6 separate regions of the Homo sapiens genome follow, and all the other regions are linked to region 5. Evidence: chromatin contacts called from ENCODE Hi-C or POLR2A ChIA-PET data. All regions are on one chromosome and are shown on one strand. Each heading gives the region's core, a stretch centred on a gene start or an enhancer-like site at or near the end of the contact. The rest is flanking DNA. Distances are from core to core; before and after follow the strand shown.

Evidence for each region. Hi-C counts contacts between places; a loop is a spot of excess contacts on that map. ChIA-PET counts read pairs that join two places held with the same protein, here RNA polymerase II (POLR2A). Pooled maps may share reads with other maps.
Region 1: a loop to region 5 is called in a map of HepG2, with 2.8 times the contacts of the local background. The contact joins the enhancer-like site here to the promoter of CTNNB1 in region 5. A Hi-C loop is called at or near these places in 6 of 168 maps with a recorded cell type or tissue (CD14-positive monocyte, HepG2, MCF 10A and 3 more) and 3 of 50 pooled maps. POLR2A ChIA-PET finds 5 or more read pairs at or near these places in 7 of 52 experiments (Caco-2, H1, MCF 10A and 4 more).
Region 2: a loop to region 5 is called in a map of mammary epithelial cell, with 4 times the contacts of the local background. The contact joins the enhancer-like site here to the promoter of CTNNB1 in region 5. A Hi-C loop is called at or near these places in 1 of 168 maps with a recorded cell type or tissue (mammary epithelial cell). POLR2A ChIA-PET finds 5 or more read pairs at or near these places in 5 of 52 experiments (A549, Caco-2, GM12878 and 2 more).
Region 3: a loop to region 5 is called in a map of endothelial cell of umbilical vein, with 12 times the contacts of the local background. The contact joins the enhancer-like site here to the promoter of CTNNB1 in region 5. A Hi-C loop is called at or near these places in 23 of 168 maps with a recorded cell type or tissue (Right ventricle myocardium inferior, Right ventricle myocardium superior, adrenal gland and 12 more) and 22 of 50 pooled maps. POLR2A ChIA-PET finds 5 or more read pairs at or near these places in 1 of 52 experiments (H1).
Region 4: a loop to region 5 is called in a map of aorta, with 2.3 times the contacts of the local background. The contact joins the enhancer-like site here to the promoter of CTNNB1 in region 5. A Hi-C loop is called at or near these places in 1 of 168 maps with a recorded cell type or tissue (aorta) and 6 of 50 pooled maps. POLR2A ChIA-PET finds 5 or more read pairs at or near these places in 1 of 52 experiments (WTC11).
Region 6: a loop to region 5 is called in a map of IMR-90, with 2.8 times the contacts of the local background. The contact joins the enhancer-like site here to the promoter of CTNNB1 in region 5. A Hi-C loop is called at or near these places in 2 of 168 maps with a recorded cell type or tissue (IMR-90 and chondrocyte) and 2 of 50 pooled maps. POLR2A ChIA-PET finds 5 or more read pairs at or near these places in 3 of 52 experiments (AG04449, AG04450 and activated CD4-positive, alpha-beta T cell).

What each region holds. Positions count from the first base shown.
Region 1 is chr3:40,938,024-40,941,337 of GRCh38, reverse strand. No RefSeq gene overlaps it. Among named protein-coding and RNA genes, the nearest start is that of CTNNB1, 260 kb to the left of the region's middle. Within about 2 kb of position 1,462, at least 7 of the 41 ENCODE cell types and tissues checked have a DNase peak (open chromatin) inside an H3K27ac peak, as active enhancers do.
Region 2 is chr3:40,798,852-40,801,960 of GRCh38, reverse strand. All of the region lies in intron 2 of LOC105377043 (a long non-coding RNA gene), which reads right to left. Among named protein-coding and RNA genes, the nearest start is that of ZNF621, 280 kb to the right of the region's middle. Within about 2 kb of position 1,405, at least 7 of the 41 ENCODE cell types and tissues checked have a DNase peak (open chromatin) inside an H3K27ac peak, as active enhancers do; they include PC-9 and mammary epithelial cell, where a contact is called at or near this core.
Region 3 is chr3:40,876,006-40,879,532 of GRCh38, reverse strand. All of the region lies in intron 2 of LOC105377043 (a long non-coding RNA gene), which reads right to left. LOC124906230 (a long non-coding RNA gene) reads right to left here. Exons shown (of 3, transcript XR_007095887.1): 3 at 3,210-3,527. Among named protein-coding and RNA genes, the nearest start is that of CTNNB1, 320 kb to the left of the region's middle. Within about 2 kb of position 1,757, at least 25 of the 41 ENCODE cell types and tissues checked have a DNase peak (open chromatin) inside an H3K27ac peak, as active enhancers do; they include adrenal gland, ascending aorta, endothelial cell of umbilical vein and 5 more, where a contact is called at or near this core.
Region 4 is chr3:40,689,950-40,693,186 of GRCh38, reverse strand. No RefSeq gene overlaps it. Among named protein-coding and RNA genes, the nearest start is that of ZNF621, 170 kb to the right of the region's middle. Within about 2 kb of position 1,911, at least 16 of the 41 ENCODE cell types and tissues checked have a DNase peak (open chromatin) inside an H3K27ac peak, as active enhancers do.
Region 5 is chr3:41,197,645-41,201,024 of GRCh38, reverse strand. It overlaps CTNNB1 (catenin beta 1), which reads right to left and starts at 1,520. Exons shown (of 15, transcript NM_001904.4): 1 at 1,355-1,520. RefSeq lists enhancers at 650-759, 1,470-1,529, 871-1,817 and silencers at 1,110-1,229, 1,660-2,119.
Region 6 is chr3:41,680,295-41,683,566 of GRCh38, reverse strand. ULK4 (unc-51 like kinase 4) reads left to right here. Exons shown (of 37, transcript NM_017886.4): 28 at 1,763-1,814; 29 at 1,915-2,059. Among named protein-coding and RNA genes, the nearest start is that of ULK4, 280 kb to the left of the region's middle. Within about 2 kb of position 1,991, at least 3 of the 41 ENCODE cell types and tissues checked have a DNase peak (open chromatin) inside an H3K27ac peak, as active enhancers do.

The sequences.
Region 1 (3,314 bases), core at 213-2,712, 260 kb after region 5:
TATATTTAGGACCTAAGTCGTGGGTGAAGAGTTCTTAGACATGACATCAAAAACATGATCCATAAAATAAAAAGGTGATAAATTGTACTATCTCAAAATTTAAAATCTTTCTCTTTTAAATATCTGTTAAGATGATAAAAAGACAAGCTATCAACTGTGAGAATATATTTGCAAACCACATATCTGACAAAGGACTCCTATGTAGAATATATGAAGAACTCTCACATATCAATAGTAAATAACAATCCAATTAGAAAATGGGCACAAGACATGAGATATTTTATCAAAGAGAATATATGGTGGCAATAAGCAATGGAAAAATGTTTATATCACTAATCATTAGAGAAATGCATATTAAGAACATGATGAATTATCACTACACAGATAAAACAGTCATTATAAAATGCTAACAATATCAAATGCTAACAAAGATGTGGACAAACTGGATCTCATACATTGCTCATGGGAATGTAAAATGGTATTGTCATTCTGAAAAATAGTTTGGCGGTATCTTAAAAAACTAAACGTACACTTACCATATGACCCAGAAATTGCATTCCCAGAGAAATGAAAGCTTATGTCCACACAAAACCTCTATATGATTTTTCATACAGCTTTAGTCATAATAGCCAAGAACTGGAAACAATCAAAATGCTCCTCAAACAAGTGAATAGTTGAACAAACTGTGGTAATCCATCACAATAAATCCTCCCTCAATAAAAAGGAATAAAACATTAATTCATACAATGATCTAAAGAAATCTCAAAGGCATTATGCTGAATGAAGAAAGCCAATCTCAAGACATCACATACTGTATAATTTCATTTATATAATATTCTTTAAATGACAAATCATAAAGATGGAAAACAGAATAATGGTTTCCAGGAGTTACAGGTGAGGGAGGGTGAGGCAGTGACTGTGATTGTATAGGGGTAGCATGTGGGAGATCTTTGCAGTGATGGAATAGTTCTGCATTTTGATTGTGATGATGGTTACAGGAATCTACACCTGTGAGAAAATATGACATAGAAATATACACACACATTGTACCAATGTCACTTTCCTGGTTTTGGTATTTTACTATAATTATGTTGGATGTAACTCTTGGGGAAAATAGGTGAACGGTACACAACACCTCTCTATCTTTGCAACTTCCTGTGTAATTATTTCAAAATAAAAAGTTTCAACAAAGACTATCCTAACTGAACAGGAAATCAAAACAAAACAAAATCCAAAGGGGCTGTATGACGAGCCTCAAAGCTGTGTGTTTGCAACGTCTTGTCTCCTAAGTAGAGGAATGGAGTGTGGTCCATTGGTGACATTTTTCTACCTTGCAAAAGTGTCAGGGCCTCAAGATTAAATGCTTTGTTTGTGTTTCTAGGTCTCCAAGCAGCTTTGAAGTATTTGGTCTCCGGGGGGGGGTCTGAAGTTCAGCACATTGCTGCCTAACAGTGCCACACCTGTCAGCACACACACAGGGGCAGGCTGCTGGCCTCTCCGGAACACTCCTACTTAGGGAATGTGACCAGGACTTCAGGAAATCCCCCATGTAGGGGAACATTTTCCAGTTGAAAAAGAACTTTAAAAAGTGGAGGTGTGACTGTAGCTCTATTGAACAATTTTCCCAAGTAGAAATAGACACTGCTGTCCCCAGTCTGGTCACATTCCATCTCCTATTCTTGGAAATTCTCTTGTAGGTACACATTGTTCAGACAAGAACCCCATGATGTTTCTCCTCTGGCTCCTGAAATCCATACTTTGGAGTGTCACACCCAGTAAACTTGGAGTTTTGTGGCCTTCGATGACTAATCAGCTGTCTGAACCATGTTGGTTAAAGGACACATTATCCTTTAAGACTTGAACTGGAAGGGAGAATAAATTGAGATTTGTTTAGCCTGGTCTTCTTGATGTCTAAGTTATTCAGCTCAACTCAGTACACACGCTGGCAGGCCTTGTGCTGGGCATTGGGGATACAGAGGTGAATAAAGCACTTGTCCCTGCCTTCTTGGAGTTTGGTGGGAAAACAGACATTGAACAAATAAACACAGGGAAACATGTAGTAGTCCATGCCTTCCAGAACTCACTGCCAAGAGACTGGTAGCAGAAAAATAAACGAGGGAACTGCCAAAGAGGTCAGGGAAAGCTCCTCTGAGGTGTCCCTTCAGCTGAGGGAGATAGAATGAAGAAAGAAAGATAGAACTGTGCTTCGGGTGTGTAGCCAGTATGTGCAAAACAGGGAGGCAGAGATTCAGAATGGAAAGGGAGTTGGTTTGGCTGCATAGTGCAGTGCCTGAGGGCTGTGGTGAGATTTGTCCATTGTTGAGGAGGGCAAAGCCTGCTGCTTCCAACGAGCCATCTCTTAACAAGCATTTGCTGAGACCCCATGGGCTGAACTACACTTTGTGGGGTACAGAATAATGTCTGGGTCCTGCCCTTAAGGAATTTTCGAGGTGCAATTGAAAAGGGTACTTCAAAGAGATGAGTTGTTTTCAATCTGTGAAAGGGTGAGCTGGCATTAGCAGACTGAAAATATCACCAAAAGGTCTCACCAGCATCTGCAGCTGTTACACATTACTGGGGTCCAAAGGTCTGGCCTTGAGTGTCTTAGTTTTTTCTCTTCCAATATTCTTACTTTAAAATAGAAAAAAAAAAAAAAACCTTAAAAACAATCTTGTTTACTTTATCCAAGATTAAAGAGCTTGAACCGACTTGGATGGTCTAAATGGATTTTTAAGTGCTTTATGGACAAGTACCCTTAATTGCTAAAATGCTAGGCTAGGCTTCTGTGACCCTTGCTCAGGGCTTGTGTTGTCTGGGTTTGCTTATTTACTCTCCTTGTTAGAGGTCAAAACTAAGTCTTAGATTAGAATATTTTAATTTCTGAAGCTATGGATTGAAACACATTCTCTAGAGCCATGTCACACTATGAGCAGTCACTTTACATTTTTTTCGTTGAGTAGGCTACTCCAAGGTATAACAATGTCTCCAATTCAACGTTCTGTGCATGAGAACCCAGTGGAGTAGTAGAGCATCCAAGAGGTACAGATCACAATCCACATGTCTCAGGAACAGAGAACAGCCACAGAGAAGTGCTGGAAACGGCCAAACTAGAGTCTCTGGCTTCTCCTTTCACCAATCATGGAAGCAGCTTTGGATGACAGCAAAAGCGCAGACGTTGAAACCCATGTTCTCAGTGCCAACCCCGTCACTGCAGGACAGTGTGACCCGGGGGAGGGGGACACTTCCCTCTTTGAATCTCAGTTTTCCCGTTGGTAAACTCGTGACAGTAACCTGCCTCCATGATTGGTTATGGC
Region 2 (3,109 bases), core at 156-2,655, 400 kb after region 5:
TGTATTAGTCAAGATCTTGGCAGTAAGACAATATGCCGAAAAATATTTAACTAAACAGAATTGAACAAGGAAACTAAGCATAGAGATTGGACGGGTTAAGGGAACCACAAAAAGATGGTGAGGTGTCCAGGGAATAGCAACTGTGGGAATCTGTTAATACCCGTAAACCTGAAGGAAAAAAGGGAGGGAAAAATATCACTGGAGCCTGTGAGAGTCATAGCCATGCCGGAAGGTCTGCCTAGAGGAGCTGCAGTTGAGGAGGAACACATCCACTGCTGAACACTGCCACTGCTGAAACCGCAGGGGATGAAAGGGATAGAGGGGACAAACACTCCAAGCATCCTTCCCTTCACCTTCCTTCCTCTGCCCATACCCAATGGCTGAGCACAGTCTGAAGACAGAGGATCTGAGAGCCTGAAAGATGTGGTCTGTGGAGGTCAGCCACAGAAGGACACAAAACAGGAACTGAAAAGGGAGGAGAAAAACAAATCTGGGAGCAAAAACTGGGAATAACCAGCACCTCAAGTAAATATCATTCTACTCGTATTTAAACATCAGGAATAGATGTAGACTGTGTTAATGCTCTGTGGTCTACTTACGTGATTCATTCTATTTCTAGCTTTCCTGATTTTGAAACATTCTTGCATTCCTAGTACCCTGAACCCTACTTGCATACCTGCATATTCTTTTCAGTATACTTTTGAGTGGTAGCCTCTTTATTTAGAATTTTTATATCTATACTTGTAAATGAGATGATTGGTTCAGCATTTTCTTTTGGGAATGCCAGTTGTCATAGTTTAGTACCAGGGTTAAATTTGCTTTGTGAAATCAATCAGAGGAGCTTTTCACATTTTTATGTTCTAAAATAATTTATACAATAACAAAAAATGATTCCTTAAAAGTTTTTTTTTTAATTACTCAATTATATTCCTACCAGGAACTGGTGACTTTTCTTTCAGTTAATTCTTGGACAATGTTTCTGGGTCTTCTATAATTATTGGTCTGAACAGGTTTTCTAATTTTGAGTCAATCTGGGTCACTTATAATTTTCTAAGGAATGGCTCCTTTCCTGGATATTTATTTTCTCCTGGTAGATCCACATTTTATTTACCCAAACTTGGGGGTTAAATCGTCTTTGTAAAGGGTTTTTCCATCCCCCGTGGCTGCCCATAGGATTGTTGTAGTTGCTGCGCGGAGAGCTCCTCAAAGGCTTGGTTAAAACAGTTAAAACTCTTAAGAGGGGTTTTATCCTGCAGATAGGATTGTTCCAGCTTCTCTGCAGCTGTAGAAAAATGCCACATCCTGTGGAGCTGACCACATGAGAATGTGCTTGAGCTGTCCTTCCAGAATGATTCACCATGTAGTTGCATAACCTCAGCACCTGCCTACCCTGGAAACTGACCTCTGAAAACTGGCTGTGATTTAGCCCTCCTGCTCAACAAAAGCAACAAGGAAGTATGTGAGAGGAGGAGAAAGAAAGGGAAGCAGGGAATGCATGCAAGAGTGAGCCCTGCTCTAAGAAGGATGTGCCTTCCTTGACAGAGCTTTCCTTCTGGCCTTGGCTCTGCCACTTTGGATGTGTCATTGTGAGTAACCTTGCTGGGCTTTAGTTACCTAACTGTGAAATGAGAGGCTCTGAGGCCTTCCTAGATTTATGTTTCTATTAACAGATTCCCCCCAGGATCATACCTCTCTCAAGAAACTGATGGAATTGCATAAGTAACAGTGTCTGAGAGCTGAGATCTTATTCAGGAGGGACAAAAAGGCCCTTCTGCTCCCCTTGTATCTCCCCACCAGCCTGCCTTGAACTCAAAGAGCTGCTATGTGGGGTTCAAGTTATCAATAGCCTGAGCAAGAGTCTTGGCCCAAAGAAACAACCCTTTGAACTGTTTAACACCTTAATGTGCACTAACGCATCCAACTGGCAAGGTTCTGAGCGGACAGGATGTTTTTGATGGGGAGGGAGAGGTCTAGTGCATGGACCACTGGAGAGAGCCAGCCTGGAATGACAACCAAAATTGCCAGGGATGGATGGGGAGGTGTGCAATTGGCAGGCAGGTGACAACATAGTGTTTATTGAGTGTGTGGCCAAGATGGAAGTGAAATACAACGCTGTCTTAGCTTGGGCTACTATAACAAATTATCATAGACTAGGTGGCTTAAATGATAGACATTTCTTACACTTCTGGAGGCTGGGAAGTCTAAGAAGGTGCTGGTAGATTCAGTTCCTAGTGAGACTTTCTTCCTGACTTATAGACATCCACCTTCTTGCTGTGTCATCACGTGTTCTTTCCTCCATGTATGAGCATGGAAAGAGAGAAAGATTCTTTCTCTTCTTGCAAGGGCACTAATCCCATCATAAGAGCCCCAGCCTCGTGACCTGTTCTAACCCTAATTACCTCCCAAAAGCCTTACTCCCAAATACCATCACACTGGGGATTAGGACTTTAACACATGAATTTTGGGAGGACACAAACATTCAGACCATAATGAACACAAATTAGTCTATAAGAGTTTGAGGAATGTTTAGCATCAAAGACTCTGGCAATGTAGCGTGAATAACATGGTCTATAGAAGCCAACAGAGCTGGGTTTCCATCCCAGTTTTGCCACTCACTTAGCAAGTTCCTAAATCTCTGTGAGCCTCTTTTCTCATTTGCAAAATGGGAATATAATGCCTATCTTTAGGGCTGATGAGAGTTAAGTGAGATAATGTTTAAAAAGTACTTAAGCACAGTGACTGGTACAAGTGAGAATTTAATCAACATATCTGCTATTAAAAAGAATCCCACTTTTGACCATCTCTCTCTAGAAGCCATCCTTAATCATTTAATTAATCACAAGAATTTTTGTGTTCCTGCTGTGCTGATCACTCTGGGGTTACAAGGAAAAATATTCCCTGCACTCAAACAGCCTCCTATCCAGTGGAGTAGACAGATTTGCACACAACCAAGTAAAACATAAAGCAAAACTGGCATGAGAACCAACTAGAGGTGTCCCAGCACACTGTGGAAAGGCCTAGGAAGGAATGATGAGCTCTCAGAGTGGGAGTGGGGGAGCAGGTCAGGCAGCATGTGAATTAGGTTTTACCAACTGATAAGGTCATCTAG
Region 3 (3,527 bases), core at 508-3,007, 320 kb after region 5:
TTTCACAGGTCTGAGTTACTGATACTGATAAACCATTTGTAAGTTTGCATGTATTATTTAACAGAAACTCCCACGTGCATCTAAGCAAGTTTGCATAAATTGATTAAAGAATAATTCTCAGCTGCAATAATATTAATTATTGTCCTGGAGCCCCCAATGATAGTTTTAGGAATTCAATCTGAAATGCCCTCCATGCTACCAGGACTTTCATTGGTGAAATTTAGGCAGTTGCTTGAGGGCTGTGGCATCTCAAAGCAACTACAGAGAACAAGGTCATTGTGAGATTAGCCCCAGGTTCTGCTTGCCTTCTTTCTTCCTTTCTACCCAGGAGCCAGGGAGGTAATTGTCATTGGCTAGGGAAAGTTAACCCAACTACTCAAATTAAATGGATGCAATTCTCACAATCAAGGGCTTAAAATAGACATGTAGTCTCAATTGTTCTATTGTGGAGACCTGTCTTGAGAAAACATGATCCATTCACAGAGGAGGATGGGATGGCCTCTTCTAGGTCCAATTTTGAATTTCATGAAGATTCCCTTGGGAACCTGGAGCCACTAAGGAAATGGAACTATCAGGTCCTGGAAGTGAATGTTTGCCAGTCACACTGAAGTTAGAACATCTTTGTAGAAAAAATTGGTGTGATTTACTTTACTCATAGAGTCATACTTGATTTGAACCCTGGGCTTTGCTTTGGTTGAACATGCTATTATGGCTGCATAGGCAGGGGTCAACCAAGAGCAAATTTCTGGAGGAGGGCCACATTGCCACAATCAGCTGATTAAAACTCAAGTGGGTTTTCAAAGCCTCGCTCCAGGTCAGGTTATCTTTGCATCTGTTTTTCCACTACCATTAGAGGAATAACAGCAGCCTACTTTGGAGAAAAAAAAAATGATCGGAAAAACATAGTGAGAGCATTTACCAACACAGTATTCATATTTCTCTGAGCCCTGGGGCTCTGGACCACCACAGAGAAAAGTTTTGTTTAACCTTTCCATGATGGGAAAACACTCATCCCTAATGCCAGCTCTCCACCTTCCAGCCGAGTCAAACTGCAGTAGTGGGAAATTGCTAGGGAAGCCGGCTTTGCAACAGTGAACAAATGTCTTTGTGAGAGAAGAAGGCTGCTCTGAGCAGTGGCTAATGGGGCTGCTTAGTGGAATTTTTTTCCCTTTTTAACCAAACTGAGCCTTGCTCCTTTCTGGCAGGCAGACAGGCCCACTCTTCCAAGTACGCAGGAAAGTTCTGTTTTGACAAGCGCACACATTCTTTTTCAGAAAGCCACAGAGGCAAACGCCTTTGTTGCAGACAGACCAACTCCCTTCCAGCCCAGGAGGTGAAAACTCTTTCATGAGCCACATAATGGGAGCAGCAGTTGTGCTTGCTTATACAGTTCCCGAAAAGTACATAACTTCCATTATGTAGCTTCCACATACGGAATGTACTTCCTCTCGCAAACCCAAACGCTAGCAGGGCTGTTTGTCCGGCACTGGGCCTGGCAAGGAGCAGGAGGTTGGCAGGACTCATGAGGCATTTTTCTGTTGGGCTTTGGTTTCCTGGCCAGTTGAACTCAGTCCAATTATTGTCCCAAAGTTCTGCCAGATAAAACAAGGAGAGAGCTTTTCTAGATGCCTGGCCTTGGGACTAGGAGATGGGGGAGGGAAGGTGCAAGCTGAATGGGGGTGGGGTGGGGCACACCCAAGGCCAGGGCTCAGGAGTCCCCTTTCCAAGCAAGGGCTCTGACTCCGCCCTGTAGAATGTGCAGCAGCCTCCAGAGACCTTGCCCTTCGGGTGAATGCCTGGCACTCAGGCCATTCTCCCTCTGGCATGGGGCCTGATCTTAGCATCATTTGTGATGGAAAGTCAAATTTCCTGGAACATAGGGTTAGCTTTTCAGCAGACTAATCCCATTTGCAATATACTATACAGTATTCCGAGCAGAATTGGCCCTATCCAGCAGCAGTTTAGAAGGCTGCTTCCTTGAGATGGTATCAATAACAGTGCAAGATACTGCCCACTTCCAAAGTGTCTCCCTTTACTGCCCTTCCATTGCACTTGAACTTCCTACTGTTGGAACCAGTATTTAAGAGTCACTAAAGCAATGTCTTCAGAAAATTCTATTTAAGTGCATGTATTAAATTCATAATTATGCCCACATTAAGATGCATAAATACATGTGAGCAAATTACAAAATATATGTAGGCTTAACCCCTATGGGTCTAGTGGTTACTCCCCATCCCTCCTTCTTAAGGAATGGTTGCATCTTTTCGACAGAAGAGGCTGAGGATAAATGTCTGCTCTGGAATCTCCTCACATTGCCCTGGTTCCATCTTTATCTTACTTCCTTCAACAGTCCATGAAGGGGCTTTTCCCAAATCAGTATAAACAAACTCACATTGGATTGATCATTTTCTTGTGTCTGAGCTGGGTTGCTAAATACAGAAGTTGTTCAATGTCCAGTATTTAAAATATGGAGACTTTCTGTCTTGATTACAGTTCAGTAACTCTATTTCTGTTGCTCTGTTATTTTGGTACCTAAGTGTGATTGCATAAATCTGTGAAATGTTGGAAATTCAAGTGGAGCTCATTTTTTCTGAGATATAAGTGCACTCTGGTTTTGCTTTTTGAAAAATGTCTTTGAAGTTTCCCTATACAAAGTGCCTGTGTTCAGCCCTGCAGAGGTGGCGGCAGGGCGGAGGGGCTTGAGCCTCCCTGATGACAAGCAGGACAAGGAATATCATCCAGGCTGTCAGTTGCCAACAGGATTCTGATCACTCAAGGCCCTTGCCCCTGTGGTCACTTTAGGTCTTCCACTATTGAATGTCCCTCTGGTTCTAGCAATTTTTCTCTGACCACAAATTGTGGCTTTGCTAATGTTTGATGTTTACTTAATTCCATGAAGTCTAGGTCACACATATTGTCTTGTTGCCTCCCAGTTTTCTCATACCTAACCTGAAGAGTAATGGAGACCCAGGACATGGGATCAGTGCAGGGAGGAAGGCCTGGGATTCTAAGCCACTTCTATTTCTATATAAATGTGTAGAATAGGAAGTTAAAAAAAACTCATTCAGACTGGGTAACGCAGGCAGACATCACTAAAGAAGTAGCACTGAGGCTGAGGCCTGAATGAAGAGAAAGAGGCAGCCCCATGAGGAGCGGGAGAAAGAGCCTACAGGTAAAGGGAAGAGCAAAAGCGAAGGTCCTAACTTAGAAACGAGCTGGAGGCATCATACAACCAAGGCCTGGTCACTGTGTCTGCAGCTGCAAGAAAGGGGGAGAATGGCATGCATGGGACAAAGACGCTCAGAGTAAAGTGTTTGAAACTATTGGGAAAGAATCCAGAAAGCCTTGGAGGGTTTTAAACAGGGAGAATGATGCAATCCAAACTATATATTTAAAATTCCCCTCTGGCAGCCGTACAGGAAGACAAGTAAGGACCACTGCCTAAATCAAGACAAGAGACAATGGTGGGAAAGATGCTGAGAGCCCCAGGCAGATCTCAGAGACATTTTGGAAGTTTAATTGACAGG
Region 4 (3,237 bases), core at 662-3,161, 510 kb after region 5:
CACGCTGCCTTGCAGTGTGACCGGTTAAGTGGATAGGCTGAGTATACAGGCTAGTTTTAGATGAATACTAAAAACATTCCTGCAAAGAAACAGTTATTGAAGATAATTCTAAGTATTGAAATACAAGTGAACAAAAAAACAGCCTAGCTGATACTTCTCCTGCTCCGTCCTTATTAAGCACTTGAAATGTCACTAGAGTGGCTGAGGAACCGAAGTTCAAATTCTATTAATTTTAATTAATGTAAATATATATTTAAAATCTGATATGTGATTCCATTACTGTAAAACTTTTAAGTATATGTGGAACCACTTGAGTATATGAATCTATTCTGGCAACTATAAAGTTTGTGAAACTGAAATGCAATTAAGAATTCCAATGATTATTTTTTAGCATTGGAATTGAGGTGTGCTGTAAGTGTGAAATACACACAGGAGTTCAAAGACTTGGTAAGAAAAAAGAATATAAAGTATCTAATAATTTTTATATTGTTACATGTTGAAATGGTAATGCTTTTAATATAATGGAATTAAAAATATATATTATAAAAATTAATTTTACCATTTAAGAGTTTTTTGATGTTTCTACAAGAAAATTTAAAATTAAAATTCTGCAAGAAAATTTAAAACTAAAATTACATTATTTTAATTATATTGTCTTTATAGTGTTTTCATATTATCTTTTATAGTGTCTTACATCATCTGTCTACTGGATAGCACTGGTAGAGAGGACTTCTTTGCCCTATACCAGGTCACTCATCCTTGGTAGCCCTGGAGGGTCTTGAAAAATGCACAACCTTATCTACCTATACTGGAGTTTTTTGTTTCATAGTAAGATTACCAGAAAAATAGAAAACATACCCAACATGGGCACAAAAACTGCTGGGGTCATTTTCTCTGTGCCAGATGTGAGCTGCCAATATCATCATTTCCATTGGCAAAGCCCTTCAAACTTTAAAACAAAATGTAATTACTTTTACACACCCTTCCCCTTCCTACCTCATGAGACTATTATGAAGCTGAAGAGAGAATGTGAAAATTCTGTGACATTGGAACAAGGGATGATTAAAATATCAGCCAAGTAAACACTTTCCAACAGTTACTACCTCTGACCTTCACACTTATGTGGGGGCAATATTCCCATTTCATAGGTGAGGAAACTGTGGCAGAGAGAGGCTAGGTCCTTTCCCTGAGTCACACAGACAGCAGGTGGTGGGGCTGACATCTAGACCTCTACTCTGACCTATCAGAGAGTCATTGACACTGGTGGAGTGGACAAGAGACCTCACCCTCTGGAAACAATTTTCAAATGAGAAACTGTCTGGAAGTCTCTCTGCTTCTCTGATCTGCAGGCTGGCCTCTCCAGTCCTTGGTGAGCAGCTTCTCTGCATGGGAGCAACAGTTCCCATGACAGCTGCAGGGAACCATGGGAAAAGGGGAAAAAAACTTCCTGAATGCACTCATTGTCTTTCCAGACATTTCCGGCAGGAGGGTTGGTTCTTGGGAAACAAGACCTCATTCTTAAACTGGCTCTGCACACTCAGGTATGTGCCAAAGTGGCATCAGCATGGCCAACAACCACTTATTTGTCTAAAGCAACAGATGACTCGCTGGGGCTACTTGAACTTCTGGCCGGGAAGCTGACCCCACTCTTACTGCCCACAGAACCTCCAGGTTCCTCTGATAGGTCAGCGGGAGGGTGACCTTCAGCCCCAAATGCCTGTTTCTTCCCTTCCCAGTCATGACCAGTGGCAGGCCTGGCACGGGTGGTGGAGAAGGACAATATTCACTTCCAACGGTCAGTGGTTGTACACAGGGCCCTTCCCAAGCCATGGATTCCAGGCCCAGCCCTCCTTTCTGAAAGGTGGTAGTTTGACTTGGAATGAGATGCGCCTGCACCTGCCAAGTTCAACACACAGTGAAGAGAAACACAGCTCAATCCCCAAAGGCCCCGCCTAAGGCAAGGCAGAGACAGGGCAGTTCATCTGGAGAACAAGGGGGGTGAGCCAGGTTCCAGCACAGTCGATGCAGATGGGAATGGGGAGGCATGGGGAGGGAGTAAAGAGCTATGAACTGAGGCTCTGGGAGCGGGGATGGAAGGAGGTGGGTCGAGTTCCCACTCCTGCCCACCTCCTTTTTCATCTACTTTCCCTTTGGCCTTAAAATAACCCCATAAGTTTTGATTGATGTTTTTTGTTGTTTTAACTGGTTGTCCTCAGGGAGGGTTTTCAGAAAGAGCAGCAGCGTTTCCAGGAGCTGGCAGGGCCTCAGAGTGAAGCAAGCTCGCCCACACCCACTCCCTTCCTCACCAAGCACCAGGCAGCTCAGCCAAGGACTTCCTTCTCCTCCCCCCTGGCTTCCTCCCCTTCTCTCTCACCATTTCACCCAGGGGGGAAAAGCTCCAAGTTTTAAAAGAGTCAGCTCAAACCAGCAGCATACTTGAAATATAGAGGAAAGCCCTGCTAGGATGTCCAACAGCTCTGTGTTGTGTGACCTGGGTCGGGGAGATGGGGAGGACAGAACTGACCACAGATACCCGACCTCTAGATGAGTCCTACCCCCTAATATAATCAATGGCTTTGACCTCCTTGAAGAGCTGTTTAAAAGATTTCACATCAGCTGACTTGAGTTTCAGCCCCTGCTGTCTAATGGAAATGAATAAAAGACCCCAGGTAATAGCCCACCTTAATAGTTGCCATCTTGATAACAGAAGGGGGTTTGTAGGGCTGTTTCTGGATCTGGCAGAAACTGATCTGGGTCACTAAATGGCTTTACAGTTACAGCTGGTCTTCATTAATTATTAGATAGTTGCTAGTTAGACCAATTTGAACACTTCTAAGAGCAGCTTAATGGTTGTTTATTAAACTCTCTCCAATTATGACTGCTTAGCATATCAAAAGGCTGGGAAAATACCCCCAGGTAACCTTGGGAAGAGAAGGCAGGCACAGGTACAATGGGTGACTTTGCTGGGCTTAACAAAGATCCCAGAAAAAGAGCAAATTCAAATGAAGGTGAAAGTCACCCTTTAAATAAACCATGGACTGAAACAAATGCTAAAGAGTAAACCATTGCACAGTTCAACAACTCCCTCCCTCTTCTGGGTAATTGAAAATACTGTAACATTGTTTTGCACTTGGACTCAGTATTATGAAGTTTCTATGGTGGTGAGGAGTAAACCCTCATATGTACATATTTACAAGGTTGTGAACACTAAACCCTGCATACTGTACCTTCTGAGCA
Region 5 (3,380 bases), core at 271-2,770:
GTTGATGTCTAGCCTAAGCCACCATTATTCATGATACAAAGCTCTCATTTCACTAAAACCACTCCTCGATTTCCTTTTGCCGACCTCTGCATACCAGCAGCCTAGTCTTTCTTCATTCACCACTCACAAACTCGAGGGGTGGGGGGAAGACCACAGATGTCTGGAAGATACAAAGTAGGAGACAACGCTCCCTCCAAAAGGGAAGAGAACGAAGGCAACAACTACATACACCCAACTGCCAAAGCTTTCAAGCTTGGCAGATTCAGAAGCAGGCTATAGGAACTTAACTTCGAAAAGTCTCGGTTCAAAGTCCTCTCTCCAGACAAAACACTGAAAGAAGTTGCAATGCTTGAATTCCATTTGGCCAGCTTTGGAGCGAAGGAAAAATTCACTCCGCTGAAAAGAAAACGTGCTCTATAATTCAATTTTAGCTGCCATCAAACTATTTGAATAAATTTAAATTATTTCTACGAACAAAATTCTCGAAGCGGTCTGAGTCAGAGGCTGAATCCTGCAGTTCACTTGGTAAGAAACAGTAAGCCATCACCTTCGCCTTCCTCCACCCCCTTATTTCACCAGGGTCTCATACCCACTACCATAAATCCATAAGACTCCCAGTACATTATCCACTGCTTTCACTCACCTGCATAGTACGCTAAAATACAGGTGCAAGACATGGATTTTTTATGTGCTCACCCTACTGACGCATCGCACCCGCTGCACTTAGAGTTTAGTTGCTCTAAGGTTTAAAGTTGCTTCGATTCAAACTCACATAGCCAGGGCATTAAAAAAAATAATAACACTTCTATTCTTAAGAATGAAAGAGGAAATCTTAAGAGAAAGTCCACTGGTCCGATCCCCAGGACTGATGGGACTTAGGGTGGCGTCTCTGCCTCAGCGCCCGAACCCCAACTCGCCGCAAGAGCTGAGAAGGCGGAGCCCCCCGTCCCCACCCCGCCCCCCACCCAGGGCCCGGCGCATCCCGAGGCACCGGGTCCCTCCCCCAAACTCGGCCAAGGCCAGAGCCCCGGACGGAAACCACAGACCCCCACCCCCACCCCCACCCCGCCTGCCATCCGGGCTCCTGTACGCGCCCCCGCGGCGCCCCCTCCCCGCAAGCGATGCCCCCAGGGCCCCAGAGAGGCAGCGCGACCGGAACCCGGGCCCGGCCGCCGCCCTCCGCGCCCCGGGCGCGGCCCACCCTCACCGTCCCCCACCTGAGCTCCCCGCTCCCAACCCCAGGCCTCCCGGCTGCGCCCAGCCCGCCGCCCGGACCGCGCGCCTGCTACGAAGTTTGGCTCCGAGAGGAAGCGGGAGCAGCCCCGGAAGGATAAGGAAAGGAGCGCCCAAGCACCTCAGGGGAACAGGCTCCTCCCGCCGCGGGAGTCCGACCGTCCTCGACCTGCGGTGGCGGCTCGGCGGGGACTGAAGCTGCTCCTCAGACCTTCCTCCGTCTCCGCCTCCCCTCGCTCTCCGCTCCCGGGGCCGGGCCAACGCTGCTGCCACAGACCGAGAGGCTTAAAATGGCGCCGCACAAGGAGCTCTTATAAGTCGCGCAGAAGCCGCTGTATCCTGCCGCCACCGGCGCAGCGCGGAGCGTTCCGCCGCGCGAGGACAAGGGGCGGGGCGCGAGGGGGCGGTGGAAAGTAGTCCCCGCGCCGCCCAGCAGTCTGCTGCCGTCTGAGCGCCCCGGGCCGGGGTGGGGTGCCTGGGCACCCCACGGACGCTCCCCGGGGTGACGGCTGGCGGCTGCCCGCTGCGCGGCCTGAGGGCAGCCCGTGAGGGCGCTGTGGTCTGCATCGGGGAGGCCGGGCCCCCGCGGCCTGGGTTGGGGAAGGTGGCCCTGGTATCCTCCCCTGTCCCAAGCCCGACGCCCCCGCCCCGCGCGTTTCCCGAACCGGGAGAGCAGCTGCAGGACTCGGCGCGCCTTTCCCGCGGCCTGCGGAAGGTGGCATCTCGGCCCCGGCCTTCGAGTACCGCTCGGGGCGGCCGGGACAGGTCCTGGGAGGGCGGAAGTTCGGGGCCAGGGCGGCGGCAGGGGCTCGGGTTCAGCGCCCGCCCGTCTTGGGGCGCTCCTGGCCCCGCAGCTGCCCCGTCGCTGGTCTGCGGGTTCCCGGCCGGGCGCGGGTTAGGGGGCCTCGCCGACCTTGTGGTCTGTGCCGCACACTCCCTGCTGGACCTGGGTCGCAGCCCAGTCTCACAGCACCCCCAAAGCCCCCCACTGTCCGGATGGTGGATCCCACCTCTCAGCAGGCTGTTCAGCTTGAATTTCGACCTGAATCACCGGGCCGAGCCGCCTTCTGTCCCCACTCACGAAGGCTGTGAACTCTCCGTAGAACGGGCGCCAAGCCCGCAATTCAACAAGTCCTTAGGAGTACCTACTGTGAACAAATAACTAATGGAAATGGATTAGCTCCAGAGCGCTGTCAATTAGGTTAATTCTTATAGATTCCATTTTTATCTGGTTCCACTTGTCACTAGGTATCAATAGATTTATTTGTGGGGATTTTTCTTTGGAGAAGAAGATTTTTACGGTATTACTTATTTGTGAAATCCAAGTATGTTTATAGAGAAAGCTATCGATTAAGCAGCCTCCAATTTTTTAACTAATTTTCTATTTAAAAACGTTTGTAATTCATTTCAATAGACTGAAAAATGTTTCCCATTCTAATGCAGCAAAATTGACGTTTGTCGAAGCTGCAACAAGTATGATCGATTCAGTTTCTCTAGGCTATTGTTTGTGCTTATTTTTCCTCCAAAACATTGGAGAGAGTACAAAAAGCAGCAGTGAAAGTTACCTCTGTGCTTTTATCCCAGGACTACAATTAATACAAGCAAACAATAGGTCTTAACACATAGATGCAGGCGGAAAACCCACTTATTCATTCACTCATGGAGGTAGGATATGTAGTTTAAGGCACAGCTCATGTTTCAGGGCCAGCGTATTCTTTAAATAACTTTTATTTTTGTCTTAAAGATATTTTACTATATAAGTGGTAATGCCAACTGCCGTCTGTCACCATAGCACATGTGGGCCACTGCAGTGGAAAAAGTCTACACACTAAGATGATGTTCAGTGAGATCCATTGTCTAGAAAGACCTTCTCATTTGTATCTTTCCTACTAATTCTGTAGAATCTAAGTGTAGCTATTGGTTGTGGTCACAATTCAAAAAGATTGAACCGAAAAAGGTATTTCATCAAAACCGTGTTTCTAATATAAACTCAAAAGTATAAATGGCGTTTTCAGGTACTGATTCCTAATTTTAATTGTCATTTGCAGAATTAAGGAATATGCAATTGATTAAAGTCATACATTGAAAATCAGACGACAGATTAACCACTTTTACAGGGCTTTTTTTAAAAAAACATGTTTGCTTTT
Region 6 (3,272 bases), core at 742-3,241, 480 kb before region 5:
CTGGGGTGGGTTGTGAGGGGTCACAGGGAGGCTGGAGGAAAAACTCACCAGTTGTAGCAGTGCTGAATCAAAACTTCAGGTGGCCTTCCATCAGTCACGGAGGGGTCACGTCCAGCTGTCCTGCTGGCTCACATGCCTCCCTCCACAGAGGAGAAAAAAGCACCCCATGTCTGGTGATCGCAGACAAGCCCTGAATGAATATGTTACTGACCATGAGTTCTTGGGCTCTCAATGCAATAGGACATGAGGCCGACAGAGTTCTCCCAGACGAGGCTTCATTGGAGCCTCCTGAGGTGGTACACTCCACAACTTTGGTTTGATAGTTTGGGTCTCGTAAGGCCAGTTCCTGGAATTCTTTAAGTAAAAGCCACGGTTAAACATTTTGAGAGCTCAGTGGAACAATATAGCATGACTAAAGCCTTGGGGTTAGCGGGTATGGCATCAGTGAGGTACTGGTGTGGGTTTTGTGATCACTGGGAATGTATGAAAGAATGCTGTAGCAGGGATGAGCTGGAGCCAAGCCTCATTCCTACTCTGTCTCATAAATACTGTTGATTTTTCTGTATTCATCTTCTGACAAGCTTGCTTTTTTGGCCATGTTTATTCGTTTTTAAATTTCTAGAGATGGGCACTTAGATCGTTTGTTTCAGTCTTACTCCTCTCCTGATATACACTATTCAACCTTTAAGATAGCTGTTGATCATGTTGGTAGTATTGATAGCAGTATATATTTCTTTCCTTTGCATAGTTTTTTCTTTAGACATAACTGGAAGTTTGGAGTTCTCAAAGTACCTTGGTGAAGCATGATATCTGTGCTTTCAGTGATGTGACATCACTTAGTGGAAGAGGGTGAAGAAAACACCCCTGGTTCTTAGGGTCCTTGTAAAAATATTGAGATATACTGTCACATATAAATTTCCTATGTCAAGTGGAGATAGAATATGTTAATACTGATGGGCCACCAGCCACATATGGAGATTCTTGCCTGTGCAGGGCGTTGTTTTGTTGGTATGGACGGCAAGATGTCGTTTGGCTGTGCACAGATTCTCCTGCTCTTTTATCAGTATAGAGAGAACAAGTACACAAACAATGGGAATTTTGTTTATTGTCACTAAAATAGTTCATCAAATGAAACAGTAGTTTTCATCATTAGACTGGAGTAGGGATTCTTTCTTTTTTGGTATTTTGGAGGAAAATACTTGTTTTTTGGGGTTAAGTTTTAAACCATATTTGATTGTTCTCTGATACAACTAGGAACTCACAGGGGTGGTTTGTATAGTGGATTTACATCTTTGTGGTCTATTTCTAAAAATAACCAAGACGAACTTGTCATAGTTATTTGATGTATTTGATAAAACATGGGGACTATTGTGTCTTTTTTTTCCCAACATTTTGATTGTTGTTTAGGTTAAACTTGATGTAATGATCACCAGCTTATACATACTAATTTGATGGTTTAATGCCAACCTGTGCCAACTAGATTTTGCATTATATTCTAAAGTTCCTTTCATAGACCCTGAAGGTTTTGATAAATTACTGTTTTGATTTTCATAATGTCATTTTGACCTGAGGACTTTTTTAGATTTAAATGAGCTTGGTGGTTTATTAAATGTCATGGAGAGTTTAAATCCAGGATAAACTTAGCCGTTGCTTTTTTTCACTCCTTTGATTAGGGATTCTGTCTGTGGAAAAAATATAGATAGTGGTTGATATCAGTTTTGTGTTCATAGAGATTCTGAGTCTTTTACATGCTTTCTTTTAGGTTGTTGACTATATACTGCCACCCTTGGTGTCCTTGGTTCAAAGCCAAAATGGTAAGTGTGATGACACCAGCAAGAATTGCATCAGTTACACATTCTATTTTCATTCTGTCTCCATGGAGTCACATTCTTGGCATTTTTTTTTTCTTTCAAGTGGAGTGGAGACTCTTTAGCTTGCGGTTGCTCTCAGAAACCACATCTCTACTCGTGAACCAGGAGTTTGGGGATGGCAAGGAGAAGGCCAGTGTTGATTCTGACAGCAATCTTCTGGCTCTCATTCGAGATGTCTTACTTCCCCAGTAAGTATCATGCAGTTGTATTCATGCAGAGAAGTGTAGGCTATCCAGGAAGCTTCTGTCAAACTAGGTTCAGTGATGGGGTTGGGGTCTTGATGTCCTTATGTTTATACACATATGCTTGTGTACTCATTATAAAAAAAGTTTAGACAGGTGCGGTAACTGTTAGACTGCAGAAGACTCAGAAGGTCTCAGTTCATCTTTGAGGACATCCATTTAAAGCTTAATCTGTTTTTTGCCAGAAACATGATTTTGAAGTTATGCAGATTTAAACGTGTTCATGGCTCAAGGGGTGAGGGTTATGATTCAAGGTCTATATTACACGACTACTGGAACATGAAATTGAGACTTCTCCTGGCTCTACTCAGAAATAATAGAGATAGAGGTAATCCCCTTCTCCAAACTCTTGGAATAGAACTTAGGTTTAGTTCTGAGCAGGACTTTCTCAGGGGTTGGGTGGAGGTGGCGGAACAGGTAATGAGTATGGAGAAAGGGTTTTTGTATTCTTTTACTTCATTGCTCATAAAGCAAACACACAGCAGGATGACTACTGAGGGCACCTAATGCAAACATGCAAAACCCTAAAATCTCACCTTATAGTTGAGGGGACACTGTCAATTTTATCAAAGCTAGTTTCAAAAAGTATATGCCATATGTCAATATTAAAGAAGATTTTGTGAAATCAAACAAATGCTAGATGGTGTATCATGCATTAATATGCCTACCTGATCATGGCTTTCTCCAGGGCCTGGGCCGCAGTCTGGGTCAGTTTGGCAGGTTTATAAGAATGACAGCCTGAGTTAATGCTTCCCTCTATTGTTTCAACTTCTTAAGACCCACTGTTCTCATTTAAAAAAAATTAATGATCATAGTAAAGAAATCAGATGTAATTACATTCTGATTTTGGCCAATGTTAAGAGTTTGAACTCTCTCATATAATATTAGGTTCACATTAAAGAAAACCCAAATAACTGAAATTGCCAGTTGCTGTAGATGAAGCACTCAACCACTCCAGTTGGTTGAGGAAGGTACCTTTTACTAAGTGTGTGGGTGTTCTGTGTCGACCCTTTGGCTCTCTGGGGGAGCCTGTCTTGACTGACTGGAGCTTGATTTCTAGGCCAGCCTCTTGTTTCTTTTTTCCTATTTACACTTCTGCAGCTGGTTTCAGGGACAGCTCTGATAATTAATATGTACTGTAAGAATACTTTTAATGCCC